Linked DNA regions of Homo sapiens: all the other regions are linked to region 4. The links are chromatin contacts, found by Hi-C or POLR2A ChIA-PET in ENCODE. All regions are on one chromosome and are shown on one strand. Each heading gives the region's core, a stretch centred on a gene start or an enhancer-like site at or near the end of the contact. The rest is flanking DNA. Distances are from core to core; before and after follow the strand shown.

The links. A loop is a pair of places that touch in the nucleus more often than their neighbours do. ChIA-PET counts read pairs that join two places held with the same protein, here RNA polymerase II (POLR2A). Pooled maps may share reads with other maps.
Region 1: a loop to region 4 is called in a map with no recorded cell type, with 2.6 times the contacts of the local background. The contact joins two enhancer-like sites. A Hi-C loop is called at or near these places in 4 of 37 single-sample maps with no recorded cell type and 4 of 50 pooled maps. POLR2A ChIA-PET finds 5 or more read pairs at or near these places in 6 of 52 experiments (B cell, GM12878, PC-3 and 3 more).
Region 2: a pooled map shows a loop between it and region 4 (2.0-fold over the local background). The contact joins two enhancer-like sites. A Hi-C loop is called at or near these places in 1 of 168 maps with a recorded cell type or tissue (psoas muscle) and 2 of 50 pooled maps. POLR2A ChIA-PET finds 5 or more read pairs at or near these places in 2 of 52 experiments (OCI-LY7 and activated naive CD4-positive, alpha-beta T cell).
Region 3: a map of B cell shows a loop between it and region 4 (2.7-fold over the local background). The contact joins two enhancer-like sites. A Hi-C loop is called at or near these places in 2 of 168 maps with a recorded cell type or tissue (B cell and spleen) and 5 of 50 pooled maps. POLR2A ChIA-PET finds 5 or more read pairs at or near these places in 11 of 52 experiments (A673, CD4-positive, alpha-beta T cell, GM10248 and 8 more).

What each region holds. Positions count from the first base shown.
Region 1 is chr15:65,828,015-65,830,795 of GRCh38, reverse strand. All of the region lies in intron 1 of LOC105370866 (a long non-coding RNA gene), which reads right to left. Among named protein-coding and RNA genes, the nearest start is that of DENND4A, 37 kb to the right of the region's middle. Within about 2 kb of position 1,440, at least 3 of the 41 ENCODE cell types and tissues checked have a DNase peak (open chromatin) inside an H3K27ac peak, as active enhancers do.
Region 2 is chr15:65,582,527-65,585,226 of GRCh38, reverse strand. INTS14 (integrator complex subunit 14) reads left to right here. Exons shown (of 12, transcript NM_001394796.1): 10 at 339-457. Among named protein-coding and RNA genes, the nearest start is that of INTS14, 27 kb to the left of the region's middle. Within about 2 kb of position 1,291, at least 8 of the 41 ENCODE cell types and tissues checked have a DNase peak (open chromatin) inside an H3K27ac peak, as active enhancers do; they include OCI-LY7, where a contact is called at or near this core.
Region 3 is chr15:65,772,322-65,775,074 of GRCh38, reverse strand. The region is part of intron 1 of DENND4A (DENN domain containing 4A); the gene reads left to right. Among named protein-coding and RNA genes, the nearest start is that of DENND4A, 19 kb to the left of the region's middle. RefSeq lists an enhancer at 936-1,085. Within about 2 kb of position 1,419, at least 4 of the 41 ENCODE cell types and tissues checked have a DNase peak (open chromatin) inside an H3K27ac peak, as active enhancers do; they include B cell and OCI-LY7, where a contact is called at or near this core.
Region 4 is chr15:65,704,254-65,707,282 of GRCh38, reverse strand. It overlaps DENND4A (DENN domain containing 4A), which reads left to right. Exons shown (of 33, transcript NM_001320835.1): 15 at 1,059-1,192. Among named protein-coding and RNA genes, the nearest start is that of SNORD13E, 8.8 kb to the right of the region's middle. Within about 2 kb of position 1,287, at least 2 of the 41 ENCODE cell types and tissues checked have a DNase peak (open chromatin) inside an H3K27ac peak, as active enhancers do; they include B cell and OCI-LY7, where a contact is called at or near this core.

The DNA of each region.
Region 1 (2,781 bases), core at 191-2,690, 120 kb before region 4:
CAGATACTTAATTGAGCATGTGATCTATGAGGATAGAAATGCATTAACCCCATCATGAGATGAAAGTAGAGTATGATATCAGGTGATCTAACATGGAAGATCCTCTGAGGAAGGCCTCCCACTGGGGCCTCACTTGGTTCGTGGATTGATCACTCCTGACTTAGATACTATGACCTTCCAAAAGGGTCCCTGGTGATGGAATAAAGATGGATGCTGGTAACTCAAAACAGAGGGGAAGGCCAGTAGGCATTTATGTCAGCAAGGAGGCTTTCCCAAAAGGTCTGTTTGGGCATGGGCAAAGGTCAAGGTATATAGGGTGTGGTTCATGGTTGGCTTTTATACTTATTTAACTGGAGGACAACTCTCTCTACTCTTTGTTTTTTGGTTTTGTTTTTTGAGACAGAGTCTCGCTCTGTGGCCCAGGCTGGAGTGCAGTGGCGCAATCTTGGCTCACTGCAACCTCTGCCTCCCAGGTTCAAGTGATTCTCATGTCTCAGCCTCTTGAGTAGCTAGCATTACAGGCATGCATCACCATGCCTGGCTAATTTTTATATTTTTAGTAGAGACGAGGTTTCGCTCTCTTGGCCAGGCTGGTCTCGAACTTCCGGCCTCAAGTGATCCATCGACCTCAGATTCCCAAAGTGCTGAGATTACAGGCATGAGCCACTGTGCCCGGCCTGATTTTTTGTTTTCTCACCTAGAAAAAAAACAGAAATTATCCCACTTGCTAGGGTAGTTCAGTCATCAAACTACCAAATAGGGGCTACCAAAGCCCCTATTCTTTATGTATTCTTTATGTACTACACACTAGGCTTGTGCTGGGAGGAAACTGGTGTGGCCCCTTTTCTAAGGGAGCCCACAGCCCAGTGGGGGAGACTATTGTATGTTCTTAGTGTTATGGAAAGAAACTTTGTGTTGAAAGAACTTTGAAAACTATGAGTGCTTTAAAATATATGACAATAAGTATATTTTAATTATCCAGTATGAGTCAATGGTTGGTCTGATTTCTGGACCTGGGTATTTCTCTAAGAGGACTAGGTCTCGCTTTGTCACCCAGACTGGAGTGCAGTGGTGTGATCTAGGCTCACTGCAGCCTCAACTTCCCCAGGCTCAGGTGATCCTCCCACCTCAGCCTCCCAGGTAGTTGGGACTACAGGCGCAAGTCACCACGCCCAACACATTTTTGCATTTTTTATAGAGACAGGGTTTCGTCATGTTGCCTAGGCTGGCCTTGAATTCCTGAGCTCAGGCAATCCACCAGCCTAAGCCTCCTAAAGTGCTGGAATTACAGGCATGAGCCTCCATGCCTGGCCCAAACTACTTTTGTAGAATTAAACATTGGAGCAGTTACTAAATATCATTCACCTGGGTATTGACTGAATTCACCAACTCCCATGACGGTATTTTCATGTTGTGCCCACTAGGTGTCTCGTTATTTTGTAAGAAAATGGAAAAGCACAATGTTTCTACCTGTGTTACCAGTCAGCTATAGGATAAACATGGGAATCACTTAGCTAAAATCTCAGCCCCGTCCTAGCAATCATTGATTAAAATGCCAGTGGTTACCTCTCATTTGAGTAGAAGCAGGGAATGTCCACAAAGATGTCTTTGTGGATTCTTTCTGCTTCTCATAATCCATGTACCTAAAAACTGTTCTCTTAAAGTCAGGACTAGGAAGATGAAGTAGGAATTCTTCCACAACATGAGTACTAAGACCTTAAGGGTAACAGCACTGCATCCCCATTGGTTTCCTAGGTTAATGTTTATGCTGTAACCTGCATGTGAGCTGACATTCCCTAGCCACACCACACTATTTGTATGCCCAGCCAGAATGTGTTCTTCCCTATACATCAATCAAAAAGACTTGTTTTCACAACACAATCCAGGGTCTCTTCTTGCACTTAGAATTTCAGGTTTGTAAATAATATAATACTGCTTATCTCAATATTTTCACCTGTGTCATGAATGACTTTTCTTTAGATGGCCCATGCCGAACCTTCTGTATATGAGTGACATCAGAGCGGAAGGCACTAGATAACAAACAGGAAACTGAGTGCCTTCAAAAGTTTATTGCAACCTCAAGAGCCCATCTCATCAGGCTTTCATACTCTACTAATGGGAGTGTAAACTGATATGACCTTTCTGCAATACAATTTGACAGTATCTATCAAGAATGTATTTTAAAATGTATTTCAAAAGTACTCTTTAATGCTGTGTCTGTCAGGATCCCAAAAGAAAAAGGATTTCAGCCAGGAGCAGTGGCTCATGCCTACAATCCCAGCACTCTGGGAGGCCAAGATGAGTGAATTGCTTGAGCCCAGGAGTTCAGGACCAGCCTGAGCAACATGGTGTATTAGTCTGTTTTCATACTGCTATAAAGAACTGCCCAAGACTGGGTAATTTATAAAGGAAAGAGGTTTAATTGACTCACAGTTCAGCATGGCTGGGGAGGCCTCAGGAAACTTACAATCATGGCATAAGGCAAAGGATAAGCAAGGCACCTTCTTCATGTGGCGGCAGAAGGAGAAGTGCTGAGTGACGGGGGAAGAGCCCCTTATAAAACCATCAGATCTCGTGAGAACTCACTATCACGAGAATAGCAGGTGGGAAACTGCCCCCATGATTCAATTAACCTCCACCTGGTCTCTCCCTTGACACATGGGGATTATGGGGATTACAATTCAAGATGAGATTTGGGTAGGGACACAAAGCCTAACTATATCACATGGTAAAAACCCATCTCTACTAAAAATACAAAAATTAGCCAGGCATGGTGGCACA
Region 2 (2,700 bases), core at 42-2,541, 120 kb after region 4:
GAATTGCAGTATATATATGTGTGTCTATGTGTATGTATATATATATATATTTTTTAAATATGTATTTGTTTTATCCTTTGACCTTAATTTATAAATCAGATAAGTGAAGCTTGTTTCTTTAAAAACATTAAGCTGTTTTTCACTTAAATGGGCCTCCTACATCAGTGGCTTTCTATTGAGAACAGGTTCTCCAACCTGACTGAAGTTAATGGATTTTCTTAATTAACAAAGTGATAGGATATCAAAGATTGAGTGATTCAAAGAGCTTCTAGTCTAAATGGAAATGTAACTGATTGTGTTTTACCAGATGTCATTTCAAGAATGTCTTTTCTTTTAAGATGCTAAAGAAAACCCTTATGGCGAGGATGACAATAAGAGTCCATTCCCCCTGCAGCCCAAAAACAAACGCAGTTATGCCCAGAATGTGACTGTCTGGATCAAACCCAGCGGCCTGCAGGTAACATTACCATTTATGTTGCTTTCCACTGGGGACAGGAGACATTTGGGTAGGCAGGCAGGCATTTTATTTGATTTTCTTTTCCTTTGATACTTAGTAATTCATTTACTTCTAATGTTTGTCATTATTTCCAAAAGGGATTTGAGATGCCCTACAGTAAAACATGTATATAGCAAAATCATTTTTTACAAAATTTAGAGCAATAAGAATCCTAGAGGAAGGAGGAAGAAGGAAGACAATTGTGCCAGGAACCCAAGGCAAAATAATAACTTTATGTGAGTGTTTTGGCTCTGAGCTTCCTGTTACCAAGGTCAGTTGTTCTTGTCTAAAGAAAGGAAATTTGTCAGTTTGTCTAGAGAGACATATTTTCCTGGCATTGAATTTTAGTGTGAAATTTTTTATATGGTGAGGCATTGACTAACATAATGGGTATTGGCTTTAACAACAGTTTTGGAAAAGATGTAAAAGTCTTCATAACTATATTTCTTCCATCCCTTCAGTAGAACTCAAGCCATAGCATTACATTTCACAAAAACACTTCCATAGGAAGTTATGATAATATGATTATCAAGGAATGATGCTTTCAGGCATGGTATTCAGGAACATATGATAATATGATTATCAAGGAATGATGCTTTCAGGCATGGTATTCAGGAACATTTCTCCTTTCATCAGCAAAAAGTCATTTATACCTGTTTTTAAAAATCACTTATTGAAACTTTTTTCTCCTTTGAGCACCTTTATTTACATTTGTTCTTCCAGTAAGTTCAACCTAAACCAAATGAGAAGAGACAGGCCACTTGGACAACAAAAGTAGTTTCTGTTGACTGCACAGTCTCTGAGCCCCGTTTCCATGGAGACTGAACCACATCCTGCCAAGGCTAAAGTGTCAGGGGCCTCTTTGTTGGAAAATCAGGGTCTTCTATTTTCCTGATATCCCTGACCCCAGTGCTTCCTTGTCAGAGGGATATTAGAACCACTTTCACCACCAGTTATAGCTGAGCTTTTCTTAAATTATTTTTTTTAATTTTTTTTGTTTGAATCTTCACTACTATCTTGGGTTTATTTTTCTTATTCTGGTAAAATATACATAAAATGTACCTTCAACCATTTTAAAGTACACAATTCAGTCCCATTTAGTACATTCACAATGTACCATCACCACTCTCTAGTTCCAGAACATTTTAATCACTCCAAAAGGAAACCCTGTGCCCATTAGGAAAGTCACTCCACATTCCTTCTTCCGGGCCCTGGCAACCATTGATTTTCTTTCTGTCTCTATGGACTTACCTATTCTAGATATTTCATGTAAACAGAATCATACAATTTGTGGCCTTTTGTGTTTGACTTCTTGTACTTAGCATGATGTTTTCAAGGTTTATTCATGTTGTAGTATGTATCAGTACTTCATTCCTTTTTATGGCTAATATTCCATATGTCTATATGTATATGTCACATTTTGATTATCCCTCAGTTGACGGACATTAGGGTTACCTTTTGGCTATTGTGGATAATGCTGTTACAAACATTCATGTATAAGTTTTGGTCTGAACATTTGTTTTCAATACTCTTGGGTATATATTTTAATGGGAATGGGATTGCTGGGTCAGACAGCAATTCTCTTTAACTTACTGAGGAATTGCCACACTCTCTCACAGCAGCCACACCATTTTACATTTCTGCTAGCAGTGTATAAGTGTTCTAGTTTCTCCACGTTCCTACCAATACTCATTGTTTTCCTTTTATTATTATTATCATATAGCTATCATAGTAGGTGTGAAGTGGTATGTCTTTGTTTTTGCATTTCCTTGATGACCAATAATGTGCATCTTTTCCTGTGCTTATTGGCCATTTGTGTATATTATTTGGAGAAGTATATACTCAAGTTCTTTGTCCATTTTTTAATTGGGTTTGTCTTTTTGTTGTTGGGTTTTTTATATATTCTGGATATTATGATCCTTAGCAGATACATGATTTGCAAATATCTTCTCCCATTTTGTGAGTTATCTTTTCACTCTCTTTATAGTGTCCTTTGATACACAAAGTTTTTGGTTTTGAAGAAGTCAAATTTTGTCTCTTGCTTTTGTTGTTTGTGCTTTGTGCTGTCTTAACTAAGAGATCATTGCCAAATCCAAAGTCATAAAGATTTACCCGCTGTGTTTTCTTTTTCTTCTTCTCTTTTTCTCTTGAGAAACACATCTCACTACGTTGCCCAGGCTGGTCTCAAACTTCTGGCCTCAAGC
Region 3 (2,753 bases), core at 170-2,669, 68 kb before region 4:
AATGGTAGAGCTTATAAAGCTTATGAAGTGCATATTTTTTATTAAAGTAAACATATGGGCTGTGTGTGGTGGCTACTTGGGAGGCTGAGGCAGGAGGATTGCTTGAGCCAAGGAGTTCGAAGTTAAGGTGAGCTATAATTGTGCCACTGCATTCCAGCCTGGGTAACAGAGTGAAACCTTGTCTCTCAAAAAAAAAAAAAAAAAAAGTAAACATTTGTAAAACTGTTAAGTATCCACAAAATTTTTTTTTAAAAAAAGCAAAAATAATACATTGTATAAGCCTATGTAATTTTAAAACATAATCTCTAAAATCAATGTCATTCTGAAATTTTATAATTTTAGAGAAAATAGCATATATATGTTATTTTATAAAACATCTTATTTTTATTTTTATTTTATTTTTTTGAGACAGGGTCTCACTTTGTTGCCCAGGCTGGAGTGCAGTGGCACGATCTCAGCTCACTCAGCAACCTCTGCCTCCCAGGTTCAAACGATTCTCCTGCCTCAGCCTCCCAAGTAGCTGGGATTACAGGTGCACACCACCATGCCTGGCTAACTTTTTTATTTTTTATTTTAATTTTTTTGAGATGGAGTTTCACTCTTGTTGCCCAGGCTGGAGTGCAGTGGCTCAATCTGGGCTCACCGCAACCTCCACCTCCTGGGTTCAAGCTATTCTCCTGCCTCAGCCTTCTGAGTAGCTGAGATTACAGGCATGCGCCACCACACCTGGCTAATTTTGTATTTTTAGTAGAGACTGGGTTTCTCCATGTTGGTCAGGCTGGTCTCAAACTCCCCACCTCAGGTGAGCCACCCTCCTTGGCCTCCCAAAGTGCTGGGATTACAGGCGTGAGCCACCGTGCCTGGCCAATTTTTTTATTTTTAGTAGAGACAGGGTTTCACCATGTTGGCCAAGCTGGTCTCGAACTCGTGACCTCAAGTGATCCACCAACCTCGGCCTCCAAAGTGCTGGGATTACAGGCATGAGCCACCACACCCAGCCAATAAAACATTTTATATCAGTATTTTTCTTCATAAAATTGTACCTACTGTTAAGCAAAACCAGTGTAGGCAGTTGGCAGAATGCCTTGTGCTTCACTACCCTGATGACAGTTGATTAACACCTTTACTTCTCTTTTCAATTCCTTTATCCACTCATTCATGATTCCTCCTCCACCCCATTAAAAATAATCAACCAACCAAAAACAAACAAACAAAAAAACCCCTAAAAAGCCCAGGTTGACTGTTCTGTGAAGTGACTGAGATGAGAAGGAGAGAAGGAAAGTAGTTTTGGCCAGATTTGTGGAGGCGGCAGCAGTGGTGTGTGTATGTTTGAAGCATGAGGTTTGTGATAAAAGCGACAAAAGTGACCAGTCTTCCTTTTGTCACTGTTATCTTTCAAATATGTTTCCCTCTAACTTTATTGAGGTATATTCAAATATACTTTTGATACTGTCCAGGAAGGAAATGATGAGTAAAGAAAAGGTGATATCCATTGTGCTTGTTCCTCCTTTCATGTGGAATCCCCTTCCATCTCTCCTCTATCACCTACTGATATTTCAGAATTTAGATGGTGTCGTTCTTTTTTGACTCCTCAAGCCTAAGCTGTGTGTCCTTCTTGTGCTTCCTGTGATTACTCCTGTTATAGACTTATCATGTATTATATTGCTTGTTTTCTTGTCTGCCTTCTCTATTAAACCGCTGTAAGGCAGGGTCATGTCTCATTTGTCTTTGTGTTTTAGTGCCTGGTTCTTCAGACCACATGGTAGAGGTACCATTTTAGGATTCTTGGTTGCAAATTACAGAAATTAATTCTGGTTAGCTGAACCAAAAGAAAAGGAATTTATTGGAAGCATATTGGTTGGCTTACAGAAATGACTAGAAGACTAGAGAACCAGACTCAGAGAACAAATATGAAACAAACCTCAGGGCTAGACCATAGCCAAAGTTATGCCATATCCTTTTCCTGTTGAACACACCGTTGATGCCACTGGATGCCATTGCTGGAGCATTGCCACTGGGTGCTGTATATCACTGCTCTAAGAATGATTTTTTTTTTTTTTTTTTTTTTTTTTGCTTAGAAACAATAGAAATTGATTTCCCATGGTTCTCAAGGTTGGAGGTCCGAGATCAGGGTGCCAGCAAGGTCAGGTTCTGGTGAGGGTCCACTTTTGGGTGGCAGACTGCTGACTTCGTGTATCCTCACATGGTGGAAACAGCCCTGAGAATGAATCTTAAACTGTTTTTGCTACTTTAGCTCTAGATTCAAATTCTGCATGAGTGCATATAATTGACCAATCTGTGTGCTTGGTCCCTAAATAGGGAGAGCAAATATCAGGTCTTTTTTTTTTTTTTTTTTTTTTTTTTTTTTGAGACGGAGTCTCATTTTGTTGCCCAGGCTGGAGTGCAGTGGCTCGATCTCGGCCCACTGCAACCTCCGCCTCCCAGGTTCAAGCGATTCTCCTGCCTCAGCCTCCTGAGTAGCTGGGATTACAGGCGGGTGCCACCATGCCCAGCTAATTTTTGTATTTTTAGTAGAGACAGGGTTTCACCATATTGGTCAGGCTGGTCTCAAACTCCTGACGTCATGGTCTGCCTGCCTTGGCCTCCCAAAGTGCTGGGATTACAGGTGTGAGCCACCGTGCCTGGCCAAATATCTGGTCTTTTTCTGCTTTCATGATTGGTTCGGACATCCAGCCTTTTTTATAAGATACATACAGTGGCAGATTTTCTAAACATAGAAAGGGAGTTCACAT
Region 4 (3,029 bases), core at 38-2,537:
CTTTTTTATTAATATCAATATTATTCTTTTTAGTTTATGAGCTCTTGTGGGGCAGTTTAGGTTCTATGAAGTTTTCATTTTTTCTGGATATTACCTTGCTATCGAGTATCTAGTGGAAATAGTACTACCAAAGTGCTTTCGATATTGATGTGACTAGAGTTTAACTCAAATATACGTCTACATATGCTGAAAGAGCTTAGGGAAATTTGTTATATTTAGTATAAATTTTAAAAATATATAGAATTCACTATTCTTATCACACAGACACACATGTACGTGGATTTAAAAAATATTATTTCTTGATTACAGTCTCATGATTCAAATGCAAAACATTTGCATATAAAAAGGTATATTCAAATATAAAAAGGTATGTATTCATCTGGGTCCTATTCCATCCTTGTCTACCCTATTCCTTTCCTCTTCCTCATATAGGTACTTTTCTTAGTATCCTTCTAGTATTTCTTTATGTAAATATAAGCAAAAATGAAAGGCCGGGCGCTGTGGCTCACGCCTGTAATCCCAGCACTTTGGGAGGCCAAGGCGGGCAGATCACAAGGTCAAGAGATCGAGACCGTCCTGGCCAACATGGTGAAACCCCGTCTCTACTAAAAATACAAAAATTAGCTGGGCATGGTGGCACACGCCTGTAGTCCCAGCTACTTGGGAGGCTGAGGCAGGAGAATCACTTGAACCGGGAGGCAGAGGTTGCAGTGAGCTGAGATCGTGCCACTGCACTCCATCCTGGCGATAGAGCAAGACTGTCTCAAAAAAAAATATATATATATATGTGTGTGTGTGTGTGTGTGTGTGTGTGTGTGTGTGTGTGTGTGTGTGTTATTTTCCCCTTTTCTTATTCAAAAGGTAATATACTATTTACAGTTTGCACTTTGCTATTTTCACTTAATTATTTTGGCACTCATAGAGAACTTGCTCACTCTTCTTTTTTAATAGCTGTTTAGTATCCATTGTGCAGATGGTTTATTTAACCACTTCCCTTTATATGAACACTTGGCTAACCAATGTGGCTTTTTTAATATATGTTTTTAAAACTCCTTTAGGTGGATATGGACAAGAGCGGTGAAGTACGACTTATAGAACTGGATGAATCTTTCAAAAGTGAACACACTGTTTTTGTAACACCACCTGAGATCCCCCACCTACCCAATGGTGAAGAACCCCCTTTACAGTACAGGTATTCAAGAGGCAGAATGTTTGAGATTGAAAGAGAGAAGCAATCCATCATCTGTGACGTAGCTTTCTAAGGACTGTGGTATTTTCAAAAATCCAAACTTTACAGATCCCTAATTTTTAGGTGGTAAGCAAGCTTATCCCACATCCATTATTAAGCTTTGAGGTATAAAAAGAAAACATATATAATTTTGCATAATATAGACTTGGGAAGCTCTCTAATGATGTCTGCATAAGTATCTCTCCTTGTAAATGTTGATTACATTCAGTTAGACTCCCCACACCAAATGCAGCACTAGAATTTTGATTTTTTTTTCGTTAAAGCTGGTTTCCTCACTTTCAATTCCTCTTTTCATCTCATACACAGATTGATTAATATAGCCTTGGTTTACAAAAAGATTAAATCTAATTTAGAGCCAATCTTCGTGGCCTTGATTTGTACGATATAATTTTTTAAGTTACTAATTTTTTTCATGAGTTTTAAGTCATGGAAATTCAGAATTATTAGAATTGATCATTGTTAATTTAGGGAATTTGGTTAGACACTGTGCTAAGTATACAGACTTAAACGATATATTGTCCCTGCCTTCAAGTCTAGTGAAGAAGAGAGAAAAGTCCTGAGCACAGTAAAATAAGGGCTATGATAGAGGTGAATGCATTATTTAGTTCCCAATATGCATTTATTTTTACTTAAAATTGTAGTTTCTTTTAGAGTTTAAAAGATTTCTTAATTCTCCAATAATATTTTCTTACTTTGTTTAAAGATTCTAAAAACCATTTCACATCTATCACCCATTGAATCATGGTTTGTTATTTTCATTGAAAAAGGATTTTTCAATGACATCTTTGTTTATGACTTGGATTAAATTCTTCCTTTTACAGATGAAAAAGTGGTGTGATAGATGTTTATGAATGTTGATTAATCAGAGACCACTTGATTTCTACTCTTTTCATCCAGTGATGATGATGTTTGTATCACTTTTTAAATGTCTTCTGTCAAAGATATTTAAAATATTTCTCTTAATTTCTCTCTTCCTCTCTTTGTCTTTCTAAACAAGTTCTCATTTTTTAATCTCTTTTGTACTTTATGCTTATTTGTCTTTTGGTATGTGTCACTTCGAGTTTTGTGTTTCTGTGGTTTGGTTTTAACTTTTTAATTTAAATTTTATTTTTAGATTTAGTCCTTTAACTCTAAGAAAATTTGGCCAGACGCGGTGGCTTATGCCTGTAATCCCAGCACTTTGGGAGGCTGAGGTGGGCGGATCACTTGAGGTCAGGAGTTCGAGACCAACCTGGCCAACATGGTGAAAACCCTGTCTCTGCTAAAAATACAAAAATTAGCTAGGCATGGTTGCAGGTGCCTGTAATCCCAGCTGCTTGGGAGGCCGAGGCAGGACAATTTCTTGAACCGGGGAGGTGGAGGTTGCAGTGAGCCGAGATCGTGCCACTGCACTCCAGCCTGCGTGACAGAACGAGACTCTATCTCCAAAAAAACCACATTATTTCAGCCTGTGCAACATAGCAAGACCTTATCTCTATAAATAATTTTTTAAAAATAGCTGGGCGTGGTGCTGCACACCTGTGGTCCCAGCTACTCAGGAGGCTGAGGTGGAAGGATCACTTGAGCCTGGGAGGTTGAGACTGCAGTGAGCCATCATTGAGCTACTGCACTCCAGCTTGGGCGATGGAACAGACATAAATCAAAAAATAAAATAATAAGAAAATTACTTATCTGAAGACGTTTCTGTTTTTTAAGAATCTGTCGGTTTTTTTCTTCAGACTACCAATATAATTTTGGTATAATCATTACCATAATTGGGAAAACACCGTAAATGTCCTTA